Regions from separate parts of the Homo sapiens genome. Here region 2 is linked to region 1. A link is a loop called in an ENCODE intact Hi-C map of the cell type or tissue named here. Cell type or tissue: testis. All regions are shown on one strand. Region 1 overlaps AHRR (aryl hydrocarbon receptor repressor). Region 2 overlaps AHRR (aryl hydrocarbon receptor repressor).

Region 1 (8,000 bases):
CAGGAGGCTGAGGCAGGAGAATGGCGTGAACCCAGGAGGCGGAGCTTGCAGTGAGCCGAGATTGCACCAGGCACTCCAGCCTGGGTGACAGAGCGAGACTCCATCAAAAATAAATAAATAAATAAATAAAACTTTATTGTCCCTAGCTACCTAAATGAAAGATGTGCCCTGGGGCGTGTGCGTGGCAACAGATCTGGGGCCTGTGGAGAGCTGGTCCTTCCACCAGGCACCCAGTGGGTGGGAAAGACACAGAAACAGGCAGACCCACAGGTACCTCTGCCATGGGGACCGTCTGCACCCAAGGTCCCCAGGAGGTCATGGGTCCACAAATGGGTGGAAAGCTGAGCCCAGGGGGCCTGCCCAGCTACAGTGCTGGAGTCAGAGGGCCTTGTGGGGTGCTGGGGTCTGAGGGCCTTGTGGCATTGAATTGCAGCCAGGAGACAGCAAGGGCCACCACTGGGGCTCTGAGGGGCCATGACCCAGGGCTGACTGTGCTGTGGCCAGGGGGACCACAGTGCCTGGAGGGTCTGCAAGGTGGGCAGGGCTCTGGGACAGGGTGGGAGGCCTTTGCCCTGACATGTCCGATGGGGAGGAGTTCTCTGATTCAATGAGGAGCTGGAAGAAGAAATGGTCAAATAGCAGAAGTGAAAACCCCAAGTATCTGTTTGCAAGAGAAGAGGGTGAAACCAAAAAGCTCAGCAGATGCCATGGGCTCAGCCACTCACGCCAGCCACAGCCAGAGGCTCTCCCAGTTTGCCAGCCCTTGGCAGATGTGGGGCACATTTTAAAAAATATTTTAATAAGTTTTAAATAAAGGTACAACTAGAGTATAAACCTACTGCAGAGTTTTACATTCTCATCGACCTGGCTTGTCCACCACAGCAGGCCTCACGGTTGACTCATCACGCATGCCCAGAGGCGTCACAGCCCCACACCATCGCCGGGTGCACAGAGCTCAGTGCCCAGCCCTCTCCCACCCACCAGAGACACATGGGTTAACACCCCCATACCATCACAGGGTGCACAGAGCTCAGCACCGGCCCTCGCCCCCCCACCAGGGACACATGGGTTAACACCCCCACACCATCACAGGGTGCACAGAGCTCAGTGCCCAGCCCTCTCCCACCCACCAGAGACACGTGGGTTAAAGCCCCCACACCATCACAGGGTGCACAGAGCTCAGCACCGGCCCTCGCCCCCCCACCAGAGACACATGGGTTAACACCCCCACACCATCACAGGGTGCACAGAGCTCAGTGCCCAGCCCTCTCCCACCCACCAGAGACACATGGGTTAACACCCCCACACCATCACAGGGTACACAGAGCTCAGCACCGGCCCCCGTCCCTCCACCAGGGACATGTGGTTTAACGCCCCCACCCCCTCTTGCCCTCTGTTTCCTTCCACACCAGGGTAGAATGCATCCCAGATGTCGGGAGCCCCCTGCCAGGGACCCACGCACTCACCAGGAAGCCCGAGGTGCTGTCCAGCAGGCAGCGCACACGGCAGATGAAGCAGCGGGTCAGGAAGGCCGAGTACTCGGTGGGCGTGCCTGTGCCCCACTCCTGGGCCCTGAGCAGCCTCCCCAGGATAGCATCATCTCCTGCAGACCATAGGGGCCAAGGGGCGTGGCGGTGGGAGAAGCCAAAACACACGTGTCACACGCACAACCACGCCCACGGCTCTCACGCGCCAGGTCATGTAAACCCTATCACTGTGCCATCCTCCCGCCCCCAGCATCCCTCTAGATGTCACTCAAATTTTGCCTTCATCATCCTTTGCCTTTAAAAACATCGTTTTTAGTACATGTGCATGCATGACGATGGACCAATGGTTTCATCTTGCTTGTTTTTAGCTTTACAGAAGGGTCTTGCATGTAGGTGCCTGGGCTTTGCTGTTTTAAGGTCAATCATACTGTCATGGTGGAAACTTTCCGTGAATTATTTCAGGCTTCTGCGGATACGTGCGAGAGAACCCAGGAGCCACCCTCTGCACAGGACCGCGGGCAGGTGTCGCCTCTCCTCAGAGCCCAGATGCAACTGTCCCAGCACAGCCCCCGCCTGTCATTGCCTGTCAAGGAGCTCCACACCTGCCAGGCTTATCTCATCAGTCAGCGCCACAGGGAGGTTGAGAGCAAGCCCTGTGCAGGGGTCTTCTGTGAAAAGGGGCAACCAACTCTGAATGGCAACAATCTTTCAGGGACTTTTATTGGATAACTCTAGTATGAAGCAAACTGTATGAAACTTCCTGGCAGACGTGAGACTTGAGGGGAGTTTGCAAAACAAGAGGCCAGGACTGCAGCTCGTGGTGAGGTGACAAGAATGGCGGTGACCTCAAGCCTGGCAGAGCCCAGGAAAGCAACCAGGAGTGAAGCACACTCGAGCCACACGGAGCTGTGGCAGCCGAATCAGAGGACAGGGAGGGACATGGGAGGAGGCCTCTGAAGAAAGGTGAGATTTGGCGCTAAGGTCAATGTGTAAGGCAAAGCACACCAAGAAGGTGCGACAGGGTCATTTCCAGAGGCAGCGATGTGTTATGGGACCTGCTTTAGGTTTTGCTGACTCACTTGGACCCCAGACACCCACCTGTCTCCAAGGGCGGGGGCTGCCCAAACACCACCTGGGGAGGGTCCATGGCCCAGTGGAGCTGCCGGCAGAAGTCCTGGCGGTCGTCCACGTGGATGTAGTCATAAATGTTCTGGTGCATTACATCCGTCTGAAATAGCGCAACAAGATTATTTCAGCCTTACCCCAAGTGGCTTTAGACACTTTATTCCACCGACGAGTAACCGAAAAATTTCCACTCCACTTGTCAAAGCAAGTCACAGCCACAGGGAGAGAATCCCACCGAAGAGACGGCGCTTGGCCCCGGTTCCCCACTCCCTCCTGAGAAGATGTCTAAGTTGCCTGGAGCACCCGCCCACCCGTCTGCCCGCCAAGTGGTGCCCACATCCAGCCTTTCGGGGCAAGCGGGAGGCTAAGAGACGGGCATCTTCTGGGCCGCAGACACTCTGGGGCCAAGACATCCACTTTCCTGTCGACTTGGACTCTTTGTGACTCGGTTTCCCATCACTTCACATCTTATGGCCTGTGATTTCCTTCTTCCTGACACCCAGGCCTCAACCTTCACCCACTTTCACGATGCCTCAAGGACCTGCCAGTTCACAGGCCTCTCTCTAGTCCTCTCTCCTTCCACCTGCTCAGAAGCTAATCTGGGCCCTGACACAGAGGCTGACCCTCACAGGCACCCAGGGTCCATGTCTGGCGACAGAGGCTGACACTGCGGGCCACGAAGACTGACTTCAAGGGGTACTCAGCTGTCACCACTGCCAGTGAGCGTGTCGGCGCCTGAGGAAGGCCGGCCATCCCACCGTCCTCTCCCTTCTCCTAACTGAAGAAAGTCAGGCATCTGCACCTGGAGCCTGGCCCGCCACCCGCCAGCCCCGAATAATTAACCGTGCCAGGGACTGCTAGAACCTTAGGACTCTTTCTGGGTGACCTAATTCTAAATGGCATTTATTATCGTGATAATAACCAAGTGGTTCTTCCTAACTGGAGGAGGAGCTCCTTAAGAGTCAAGACTTCAGAGGAATGTAACTAACAAACTCACCCTAAAGGGACGAGCATCTTCAAGCAACCCAATGGCAAGGACCTGCGGGGCTCCCCGAACAAGATGAGACACAGCCTCAGGAGAGCAGAAGGAGGAGGTGGCCCTCACTAAAGGGGCTGGACTCTGTCTGTGCCTCCGCAGTTCCCTTCTGTGAATGCGCTGTCACAGAAAGCGGTGAACAGAGGAACAGAGACCCCTCGAGGTGAAAAGGGCGGCGCCAGCATCCCCGCGGTGCACTCCTCCGCGGCTCTGCCATGGTGCCTTCCTAAGGACTTGTAACTGGAGGGTAACCTAGGCCAAAATGCGCCCAATCACGAACACACCGTTGGGTGAGTCACCTTCAAGAAAACACCCCGCGGGACCCCACCCAGATGAGGCCACAGGGCATCGCCGGCACCCGCGAGGCTGCTTCTGCCTGTGCCTCTGAGTCCGGGCCGCCCTCCGTGTGGGGGCTGGTACTGTGCGCGGACTCCACGTGGAGGGATGATACCCACCGGCATCCCCCTGCCCCGCATCGCGACCGTGGGGGCACCTGCAGCGCAACAGCCTCGCCCGTTCCGTGCCTGCACACGGCATCCGCTCCGTGGCTGAACCGCGGGGTGGGCGTTGCCGACGAGGAGGCCGCTGGGTCCGCAAGGGCCTCCTGCCCGGCACCAGCCGGGCGCCAGAGCGGCCTCCCAGGCGGGGCGGCTCCTCTTCCAGTTAAGGCGCGAACGCTCCAGCCGCTGCACCTTCTGGCCAATGTTTGTCCTTTTCCCTCTTTATCTTTTAGTCGCTGCGGTGGATAGGCCACGTTTCTTGCTATGGTTTCAACTTTCCACCTCCTGAACCATAAGAAGAACCATCGTGTATATTTTGGCTGTTCAGCGGTGCCAGCGTATGTGCGCCTGTGTGGGTGGGTGGCTGCGTGTGCGTGCCTGGATGCGTGCGTGCTGCGTGCGTGGGTCTGTGCGTGCTGCGTGGGTGGGTGGCTGCGTGCGTGGGTCTGTGCGTGCTGCGTGGGTGGGTGGCTGCGTGGGTGGGTGGCTGCGTGGCTGCGTGCGTGCAGCGCGGAGGTGTCTCTTTCTGGAATCCCCACTGAGCCGTCCAGCTGCCTTGCCCAGTCCCTTCTGGGCCGCCTTCCATGCAAGGTGTCCCCGCTGCCATCCCGCCCTCCTGGTGGACACCACAAGGCCCAACCCTTCCATCCTCTCCACATGGGGAAGGCTTTTGTCCTGAGAAATGTTTCCTCATGGGTCTAGCTCTGCCCTGTTATCTTCTGGAAACTTCCATCATGCCCTGAAGCTGTCTGTGGTGTGAGCCAGGACTCAAGACTGGCTTCCTCCTGCAGGGAAGCAGCTTGCCCAGCATCTGCAGGCCCCACCTCCGTTCAACTGCAAAGGCCCCCCAGCTAGTGTTTGGTGAGCAGTGGGGGGTCACTCCTCCTTTGCTCGGGGAGTCCGCACTCCTCCCAGCCTGGGGCTCCTTCTTTCTCCCTTGACTTCCTGTTGCCAGGGGATTGTCTTCGTTGGGCTCTGTTAATTCAGGGGCTAGTAAGGAATGCTGGGTTTAGGCTTCCATCCCATCCTGTTCTATGAAAACAGGTTTTCCCAAATCCAGGACTTCACAGCTCTCTTACCAAGTAGCCAACGGCTCCTCCTTCAGTGTTCACTCTGGATACTGGAACATTTCGCAATCAAAACCCCCTTCTCCTCCAGGAACTGCACGGTTCTGCCGCTCTATGGCGGCAGCCTCAGGGCCCGTCAGAGGGAAGCTTAGCTGAATAACTACCGTGGCGTCACCTCGTGTTTCCAAAGGGTCTCCAGGCTGAAGGATGCAGCGTGTGAGAAGTTTAACAAATGCACATCCACATCCCGATGGCCAGAAAAGGGGATCCACAAGGAACCTTTCGGAGTTCTTATTCTAAACCACTCTACCTCCCAATTCCACATCTTAAAATCCACTTTACACCCTGGCACACATAACACAAAACCAAGGAAACAAAGACCCAGAAACCTGGGTCTTCCCCCTTCTAAATTAGAGACCTTATGACATTTGTTTCACAGCTTATGGAAAATGGTGTGGGGACACTTCCGGTAAACAGGGGTTGGCAACAAACAGAAATACCAACCCCATCAGCTCTTATGGGCCGGCCTGTTGGTCCCTGTGCAGTAAGAGCCGGGCACCATGGAGGGCCCCGGCTTTGCCAGGACAATGGGAAATATGGCTCCAAACACTCCTGTGCGAGCTCTTGACACGTTTTAGGGCCAGTTTTTTAGAAGTGAAACGCAGAGGAACCAGCATCCAGAGGCAAGCAACATTCCCCTTACACTTGCTGCCATCCCTAATTTCTTCATTTATAAATGTTGCTTAAAAGACTAAAACTCTCAGCCGGGCACAGTGGTTCACGCCTGTAATCCCAGCACTTTAGGAGGCCAAGGCGGGCAGATCACTTGAGGTTGGGAGTTTGAGATCAGCCTGGCTTCAACATGGTGAAGCCCCGTCTCTTCTAAAAATACAAAATTTAGCCAGGCTTGGTGGCACACACCTGTAATCTCAGCTACTCAGGAGGCTGAGGCAGGAGACTTGCTTGAACCCAGGAGGCAGAGGTTGCAGTGAGCCGAGATTGTGCCACTGCACTCCAGCCTGGACAACAGAGCAAGACTGTCTCAAAAAAAAAAAAAAAATCCCATTCCTTTTAAAAAATAGATTCTTGCCCTCAGCCCCAACGACCACAGGCAAAGACTTATTTCCCAATAGAAGAGAGAGACTCCTTCAGCTTTGTGGTCACGGTCAGGATGAGGCATACAAGGTCATCTGCACCCATGGTCACATGGCCAGCAGCTGCTGCTTCACCTGGAGCCCTCACTCCCCGCATCTAGGGAATCTGGCTTTGTCACTGTAATGCCTGGTGCCCCCAGTCAGGCGGTCCTGGGACTTCTCCAACTCACCAGTCACCAAGACCTGCGCTTGCGCCAGAGGCACATGGCAGTGCTGGAGGCCTGGGTGCACCTGCTGCATGGGCACCCGGCTGTCCTCACAGTAGCTGGTGCTGCGCCAGATCATGAGGCCCTGCATCTTCTGGAGCTCTCTCTCTCCAGTTCTTCAGCATGGAGTCTGCCGCCTCCTGCGCCAGAGCAGCTGCAGTCCCGCCCTGCTGACCTACACCAAAATGGCCCTCGCATGAGTTTCCACAGGCAACCCTGAGCTTTGTAGACCCCTGGAAGGTGACCCCCACCCCAAGTGCCCTCCCTGAGCAGCCGCAGGCCTCCCCGAGTGCCTCATCCATCATCTCCAACCCCGCAGTCAGGTAACAAAAGGGAATCAACAGGCGAGAAAGGGTCTGCTGCTGAACCGAGGCCAGATGGCACATGTGGAGGAGGGTGCAGGAGAGCTGGAAAGACTTCTCCAACTGAGGCAAATCTGAAGACAGGGTGAGATGTAAGTCCTGTTTGGGTTGAGGGAACAAAGTTCTGTGTTTTAATCATCAGTGTGGCATGTCTGCCCTAAGTCTTTCTTAATCTTTTAAAGTCTAATTCCTACAAAGTGACATCAAGAGACATGGTGGGAGAAATGGGAGGGGGAGAGCATGATGTTAAAATTATCCAAACCGTACAAAAACAAACCCTCCTTTCGTCAACTAAAGACAGTCTTTACTTTAGTTTTACACTACCACTTAGGGAGTTTAGAATAAAATCATTTCCAATTTCAATATGCTGCTCACTCTAGCAGCTAACATTTTTACCTTTTTGTGCAAAAGCTTGCACACATCTGCTAACCATGCCTGTGGGATTCTAACTGCTCTGATCGACGAGCTCTAATCTTTGAGAGAACGAACAACTTATTGAATCAACAAATGTCAATGGCAACTAAAATATACGCCTAAAGCCGTTTATTCATCACTAAGCATGCTGAGCTTGAAGACACTGAAATCATGCACTCATGCTGTGACTGGGAATAATTGGTTCCTGACTTTTTGTAAAGCATTTTGCACAATAAGCTCACACAAGCACAAAGCTGCTCTAATTTTTTCATGAGATATTTTGCATAAACTAGAGGCAATGCCTGATTTAATGGCATTTGGAACCAATTTCCTCATAATCAAGGCAAAACTTTTTTTTTTTAACTTCTCATGCTTGGGGAAAAATGACCAAGTGCCAAGAAAACAAAAAGTCCAATTAGCAAGTTCTGACCTGGAATCAAAGCTGCTCTGCACAGCACCTGCCCCAGTCCCCAAAGCCAAACCCTGGGGTGAGACCATCGAGCCATGGCTAAAGGCAGCGGCTCTGGGTGCATCTGGAGAACTCAGGGCAGCTCAAGATGCAGTAACTAGAGTTGACAGTGATTCTGAGCATGCAGAAGGCAGACCAAGCGGCCTTCTCTAGACTCGGGCCCTGCACATACAGACCAAG
Region 2 (8,000 bases), 87 kb after region 1:
GCTGTGCCAGCTACCTGTTTGTTGCCTGTAGGCTCCAGACTCTCCATCCTGCCTGATCTGCATTAATAAGCCGCAGTCTTTCAGCATTTCTTCCTATAGAGGGCATGATGTTGCACTGGCCTGAATACGGTCCTAGAGGAGCCCAGCAGGAAGAAGGAGCCTCTCCTGGTTCCAGTGCTTCCTATTTTTTCGTGTTCCTGCTCACCACTGCCATAGACAGGGCAACTCAGCAAACTTCTCTGCCCTCCAGGGGACGGAACCTACACCTCCTCCAATGAGGCCCGAGCCCCAGCTTTGGGAAGGGAGCCCCCTTCCAAGCGCACTCCTTAGGGGCCTCCCGCAGCCCCGGAGCACCATCCAGAGTTCTCCTCTCCCCTCCATAGCTGCATCACTGTTGCTATCTAGACTTCCTAACATTAAAGTTTCTCAATTCAAATAAAAAAAAATTTAAAATATAAAACGCCAACACAGTGAGACCTCATCTCTACAGAAAATAATTTTTAAAAATTAGCCAAGCATGGTGGCGCATGTCTGTAGTCTCAGCTACTCAGGAGACTAAGGCAGGAGTATCGCTTGAGCCTGGGAGGTCAAGGCTGCAGTGAGCCCAGATCACACCACTGCACTCCAGCCTGGGTGACAGAACAAGACCCTGTATGTATGTGTGTGTATATACATACACATAAAGAAAAACAGAGAGCTGATTTTTTAAAATCCACGTTTTAGACATACACATTAAAACACATATGAAATAAATGGCATGTTAGGGATTTGCTTCTCTATAAAGTGGGGAGGACAGTGGAGTCTAAGTGGGCTGGGGTTGGCAGGCTGGACTTTAAATGAAACTGGATCAGCCAATATTGATAGTTGATTACCTATGCTAGCTGATGAAAAAATTGAGCTCTTTGTATAATTTTCTCTATTTTTGTAAAATATTTCAAAAGTGCCATAATAAAATGTTTGGCTTTAAAAAAAAACATTAAAAAGAAAGAAACTGTGGCATAAGAATAGAGATACTAATTGATTATGACCAATGACCAATTGATTTTCCACAAGGGCACCAAGGCTGTTCAGCAGGGAAAGAACAATCTCTTCAACAAATGGTGTTGAGATAACTGGCCAGCCTGAGCAAGGTAGCAAGCAAGGCCTTGTCTCTAAGAGGAAAAAAAAACAAAGCCACACACCAAAGAATGAGGTTGGATCCCTACCTCACACAATATGAAAAAAATTAACCTAAAATTGACTAAAGACTTTAATGTAAGAGCTAAAAATATAACACTCCGAAGAATACATAAGAATTCATCTTTAATGGCTTTGATTGGATAATGACCTTAAATGTGGCAATGGATTCTTAGATTTGTCACAAAAAGCACGGGTAATAAGAGAAAAAAATTGATAAATTGGACTTCATCAAAACTAAAAATTTTTGTGTCACAAGACACTACCAAGAAAGTGAAGAGGCAACCCACAGAATGGCAATAAACATTTACAAATCATGTTATCTGATAAGGGTCTAGTGTCCAGCATAGACAAAGAACTCTTACAATTCAACAACAAAAAGACAACCCAATTTTAAAATGGGCAAAGGCTTTTTTTAAAAGGTGGTTGACTAGAAGCATTTCAAGCACACCTCATCCACTTAGAAGAACCAAAATAATGTGTCGATGATCACACTTTGAATCTATTTTCCAAGAGACAACATGGGAGTTCAGCAGGAAAGTGACAGGAAACAGCAAAACTTAGGAAGAAGGAAAACAGGCAGGATGTGTGGCCAAGAGTGGCTGGGAACTGGGAGTGACTCCCCAGTATGAGAGGGTGAGGGTGGGTCTTCCCGCAGTCCACTTTCCCACTGGAGAATCATGCAGTCCCTGACACAGGAGACTAAATCTGCATCGGATTTAGGGAGACTGAGAAGGAAGTGCTCCAGGAGGGAACATGCCCTGGGTCTCATACCCTTTCTGAAATTTAAGCAGCTAGAGCAAGACACCATTCTCCATCCTAGTTCTTAGCAGACGGTGCATGTTCCTGGTACAAGCAGTGCCAGTCCGAGGCATTAGGGAAACTTGGACTTGGACTGCTGCTTGCGGAACTGAGGTGTGAGAGTGGACCAGGACTAAGAGGCAAGTGTAGCATGGGCTGCAGCTCCCAGCACTGGAAGCAGGCACCACCCCCAGGACTTGAGCAAGATGAGAGTTGCCATGGGGGCCTGGTCTTGAGCTGTGCAGGGCCTACAGCCTGGAGCTGAGTTGCGGGCCAGGCACAAACTGCCAAGGCTGATGGATCAGCTTTTGTCTCCAACAGCCAGGATGGGGGAGCATGCCACATGGGGATTGGGGCATGAAAGGGATGCAGGTCTTCCATCCATGGCCAAGGCTCTGGCTGCTAGGACTGGCCCCACCCTCCCTGTGGCAGCTGCCCCTCATCCAGGCATTCTGCCATGGGCCCTGAAAATCACCCAGTGGCACCTGTCACAGTTGGTGCATGCACTCAGGGGGCTAGAGCAAGCTTGCCTGGTCCAGCTCTGCCCAGCATCCCCCTTCCCCAGCCTGCCCACAAGACAGAGTGTGGGATCCAGCGACCTGGAGGACCCACAACACAGTCCACCACCTGGGACACTGAGCCCTTCTCCCAGGGGACACCCTGCCACTACCACCTCAGCTGGCACCTACCTGCAAGTGCCAGCTGCTGGTCTGGAGGCTGGCCAGCACAGCCGATTGCAACCACTGCCAACACATGCACACAGAGCTTGGGACCCAAAAGTGCATCTCACCACCACTGCCACCACCATTGCCCACACCACTCTGGCTGCCCAAAAACTAGGAAGCCTGCTCACTCGCATGGTACACTGCTACTACAACTAGCTTCTGAGAAAGCCACCCAGAGGCCCAAGAATCAGCCTGCCTGGTACTGCCAACACAGGTGCCAGTGTGTGCCACCCTGGGGCACAAGGATAGACATGGTTAACCCACAGCTGCTACCACTGAAGCCTGAAGATGGGCCCACCCAGCATCCCAGTCCCCAGCACAACTTCACCACAGCCGCCACCAATAACTGCACCCTAACCAAGGAAGCCGCAGATACCACTAACACTGCTAATAGCCAAATAAAACATACAGAGGCTTCACTGCTGCATGCCTCAGAAGTAAATCCAAAGGGCCCTACCCAACCAACATCCCAGTCACATCTCCAGTAAAAGGTGCCCCCCAACAACAAAAGTAAACCCCAAAACAAGAAAAAGCAACTATTACACCAGATGTGCAGAAAGCAACATAAAGACACAAGAAACATGAAAAAGCAGGGTAATATGACAATCCCAGAGAAACACAATTCTCCAGCAGTAGATAAATCTCAACCAAAAGAAATCCTCAAAATCCCAGATAAAGAATTCAAAATATTGATTTTAAAGAAGTTCAATGAGATGTGTGAGGAATCTGAAAATCAATACAAAGAACTCAGAAGATTAATTCAGAATATGAATGAGATATTTACCAAGGAGATAGATACATTTTTTAAAAAAAACCAGAAATACAAAATACATTTGAAAGCTCCAACAATAGACTAGACCAAGCAGAAGAAAGAATTTCAGAACTTAAAAGACAGGCTTTTTGAAACTATCCAATCAAACAAAAACAAAGCAAAAAGAATGAGAAAGAATGAGCAAAGCCTGTGAGATACCTGGGACTACATACAGCGACTGAATTTACAAGTTATTGGTCTTCCTGAGGATGAAGAGATATTGAGAGGCTTAGAAAACCTATTTAATGAAGGAATATATGAAAACCTGCCAAGTTTAGCAAGAGATCTAAGCATCCAGACACAGGAGGCTCAGCAATCCCCAGGAAAACATCGTGCAAAAAAGACACTACCACAGTGCACCATGAATCAGTCCAAAGTCAAAGTGAAAGAGCAAATTCTAAAATCAAGAGAAAAGCATCTAGTCACCTATAAAGGAAACTTCATCAGACTAAGAGTGGAGTTCTCAGCAAAAACCTTGCAGGCCAGAAGAGAATAAGGTGACATATTCAAACTGCTGCAAGAAAAAAACTTTCGGCCAACAATTTGATATCCAGCAAGACTAACCTTCATAAATGAAGGAGAAATAAAGTCTTTCCCAGAAAAGCCGATCTGAGGGAATTCATCACCACTAGTCCCACAAGAACTGCTCAAGGAAGCCCTAACTTGGAAGTGAAAAGACGACATTCACCATTATGGAAACACACAAAAGTATATATAAAACTCACTCATAAAGCAATCACAGACGAAGAGAAAGGAATCAAATGGCACTGCTACAGAATTCAGCCAAACCACAATGACAAACAGCCAGAGGAAAAGAAAGAAACAAATAACTTATAAAACAACTAGGAAACAAATAACAATACAACAGGAATCAAACCTTACATACCAATATTAACCTTGAAGGTAAACAGGTTAACAGTCCGGTTTTTTGTTTTGTTTTTTTTGAGATGGAGTCTCACTCTGTCACCCAGGCTGGAGTGCAGTGGTGCAATCTCAGTTCACTGCAACCTCCGCCTCCCAGGTTCAAGTGACTCTCCTGCCCCAGCCTCCTGAGTAGCTAGAACTATAGCCCTCCACCACCACTCCTGGCTAATTTTTGTATTTTTAGTAGAGATGGGGTTTCACCATGTTGGCCAGGCTGATCTTGAACTCCTGACCTCAAGTGATCCACCTGCCTCTGCCTCCCAAAGTGCTGGGATTACAGGCGTAAGCTACCATGCCCAGGCAAATGTTCCACTTTAAAGACACTGATTGGCAGAATGGATTTTTAAAAGCATGATTCAACTATATGCTGCATACAAGAAACTCACTTTACCACTAAAGGCACACATAGGCTGGGCATTGTTCCTCAAGCCTGTAATCTCAGCACTTTGGGAGGTCAAGATGGGAGGATTGCTTGAGGCCAGGAGTTTGAGACCAGCCTAGGCAACATAGCGAGATCCTGTCTCTATTTTTTTAAAAAGACACATACAGATTGAAAGTAAAGGCGGGGGGTGGGGTGGGGAAATACATTCCACACAGACGGAAACCAAAAGCGAACAGCAGTAGCTATACTCATATCAGATAAAACAGACTTTACGCCAAAAACAGTAAAAAAAAAAAAAAAAAAAGACAAAGGTCATTTATTATATAATGATAAAGGGATCAATTAGGCAAGAGGATAAAACAATTCTACATACATATGCATCCAACATTGGTGCACCCAGATTTATAAAACAAATATTCCTAGAACTAAAGAGAGAGAGAGAGCAATACAGTAATAGTGGGGACTTCAACACACTACTCATGGCATTAGACAGATCAGCTAAATGGAAAATCAGCAAAGAAACATGGGATTTCAACTGGACTTTAGGCCTCCACATACATTTACATTATAGAATATTCTCCCCAACAACTGCAGAAGATACGTTCTTTTCATCAGCACATGGGACATTCTCCAAGACAGACCATATATTATGCCACAAAACAAGTATTGGCCAGGTGCAGTGGCTCACACCTGTAATCCCAGCACTTTGGGAGGCCGAGGCGGGTGGATCATGAGGTCAGGAGTTCGAGACCAGCCTGGCCAACATGGTGAAACACCATCTCTACTAAAAATACAAAAATTAGCTGGGCATGGTGGTGCACACCCGTAGTCCCAGCTACTCAGGAGGCTGAGGCAGGAGAATCACTTGAACCCAGGAGGCGGAGGTTGTGGTGAGCCGAGATCATGCCACTGCACTCCAGCCTGGGCAACAGAGTGAGACTCTGCCTTAAAAAAAAAAAAAAAAAAAAAAGTCTTAACAGATTTTTCTTTCTTCTTTTTTTCCTCTTCTTCCTCCTGCTTCTCCTCCTCTTCCTCTCAACAAATGTTTAAAAATTAAAATTATATTAAGTATCTTCTCAAACCACAGTGGAATAAAATCATAAATAAATACCAAGAGCAACTCTGGAAACTATACATACATGGAAATTAAACAATATGCTCCTGGGTCAACAAAGAGATTAAGATGGAAATTTAAAAATTGCTGAAACAAATGAAAATTAAACACGACATACTTTAAAAACCTATGGGATATAGCAAAAGCAGTGCTAAGAGGGAAGTTTATAGTGGTGGTCCCCAACCTTTTTGGCATCATGTACTGGTTTTGTGGAAGACAATTTTTCCACTGACTGCAGATGTCGGTAGGGATGGTTTTGGGATGAAACTGTTCCATCTCAGATTATTAGGCATTAGATTATCATAAGGAACGTGCAACCTAGATCCTTCGTAAGCACAGTTCACAATAGGGTTTGTGCTCCTATGAGAATCTAATGCTGCTGCTGATCTGACAGGAGGAAGAGCTCAGGTGGTAATGCTCACCCGTCCACCACTCACTCCTGCTGTTTGGCCTGGTTCCTAGCGAGCCATGGACAGGTACCGGTCCGAGGCCTGGGGGTTGAGGACCCCTGGTTTATAGTATTAAATGTCTATATCAAAAAAGTAGAAAGATTACAAGTTAACAATCTAATTATGTGCCTCAAAGAACTAGAAAAGCGAGAACAAACCAAACCAAAATTAGCAGAAGAAAAGAAATAACAAAGACCAGAGCAGTGCTAAACGAAATAGAGACTGCTAGACTAACAGAGAGAAGACCCAAATAAACAAAATCAGAAATGAAAAAGGAAAACACTAATACCACAGAAATACAAAAGATCATCAGAGACTATTATGAACAACTATATGCTCACAGATTAGAAAACCTAGAGGAAATGGATAAATTCCTGGAAACATACAATCTCCCAAGACTGAACCAGGAATAAATAGAAAACCTGAACAGATAAGTAATGAAAAGTGGGATTTAATCAGTAATTAAAAACCTCCCCCAAAAGAAAAGCTCACAACTGGCCAGGCGCAGTGGCTCACGCCTGTAATCCCAGCACTTTGGGAGGCCGAGGCGGGTGGATCACGTGGTCAAGAGATCAAGATCATCCTGGCCAACATGGTGAAAGCCCGTCTCTACTAAAAATACAAAAATTAGCTGGGCATGGTGGCACGCGCCTGTAGTCCCAGCTACTCGGGAGGCTGAGGCAGGAGAACGGCATGAACCCGGGAGGAGACGGAGCTTGCAGTGAGCCGAGATCACACCATTGCACTCCAGCCTGGGTGACAGACCGAGACTCTGTCTCAAAAAAAAAAAAAAAAAAAAAATGCTGAATTATACCAAACATGCAAAAAAAGAACTAAGACCAATCTTCCTGAAACTGTTCCAAAAAATTGAGTAGGAGAGAATGCTCCCTAACTCATTCTAGAAGGCCCATATCACGCAGATACCAAAATCAGACAAAGACACAACAGAAAAAGAAAACTACAGACCAATATCCCTGATGAACATAGACTCAAAAATCCTCCGCGGCGCACAGTGGCTCACACTGTAATCCCACTTTGGGAGGCCAAGGCAGGTGGATCACTTGAGGCCAGGAATTTGAGGCCAGCCTGCCCAACACGGCAAAATGCTGTCTCTACTAAAAATGCAAAAATTATCAGGGCATGGTGGTGTGCACCTGTAAGCCTAGCTACTCGGGAGGCTGAGGCATGAGAATTGCTTGAACTTAGGAGGCAGAGGTTACAGTGAGCCAAGATGGTGCCACTGTAGTCCAGCCTGGGTGACAGAGTGAGACCCTGTCTCAAAAAAAATCTTCAACAAAATATTAACTAACTGAATCCAACAGCCCATCAGAAAGATAATATACCACAATCAAGTAGGCTTTGTATCAGGGATACAAGGATGGTTCAACATATGCAAATTAATAAATGTAATACATCACATAAACAGAATCAAGGACAAAAACCATACGATCAACTCAATAGATGCAGAAAATGCCTTTAATAAATTTCAGATCCCTTAATGATAAAAATCCTCAAAAAACTAGGCACAGAAGGAACATACCACAAAATAATAAAGGCTATTTATTACAGACCCACAGCTAACATCATACTGAATGAGGAAAAGTTGAAAGCATTTCCC

The links. A loop is a pair of places that touch in the nucleus more often than their neighbours do. Peaks named below come from ENCODE experiments on the same cell type or tissue, not always from the same donor. Only the 100,000 strongest peaks of a DNase experiment are listed, where the experiment ranks them.
Region 2: it touches region 1 in a loop (2.4-fold over the local background); 5 of 110 quality-filtered maps call a loop at or near these places.

The regions. Positions count from the first base shown.
Region 1 is chr5:417,444-425,443 of GRCh38, reverse strand. AHRR (aryl hydrocarbon receptor repressor) reads right to left here. Exons shown (of 11, transcript NM_001377236.1): 6 at 2,586-2,715; 7 at 1,467-1,603. It overlaps PDCD6-AHRR (PDCD6-AHRR readthrough (NMD candidate)), which reads right to left. Exons shown (of 13, transcript NR_165163.2): 8 at 2,586-2,715; 9 at 1,467-1,603. Among named protein-coding and RNA genes, the nearest start is that of EXOC3-AS1, 22 kb to the left of the region's middle. RefSeq lists an enhancer at 134-753. In testis, no CTCF peak of the experiment used is centred here; a DNase peak (open chromatin) is centred at 4,603; H3K4me3 peaks cover 1,774 bases.
Region 2 is chr5:330,053-338,052 of GRCh38, reverse strand. All of the region lies in intron 1 of AHRR (aryl hydrocarbon receptor repressor), which reads right to left. The region is part of intron 3 of PDCD6-AHRR (PDCD6-AHRR readthrough (NMD candidate)); the gene reads right to left. Among named protein-coding and RNA genes, the nearest start is that of AHRR, 12 kb to the right of the region's middle. In testis, no CTCF peak of the experiment used is centred here; no DNase peak of the experiment used is centred here.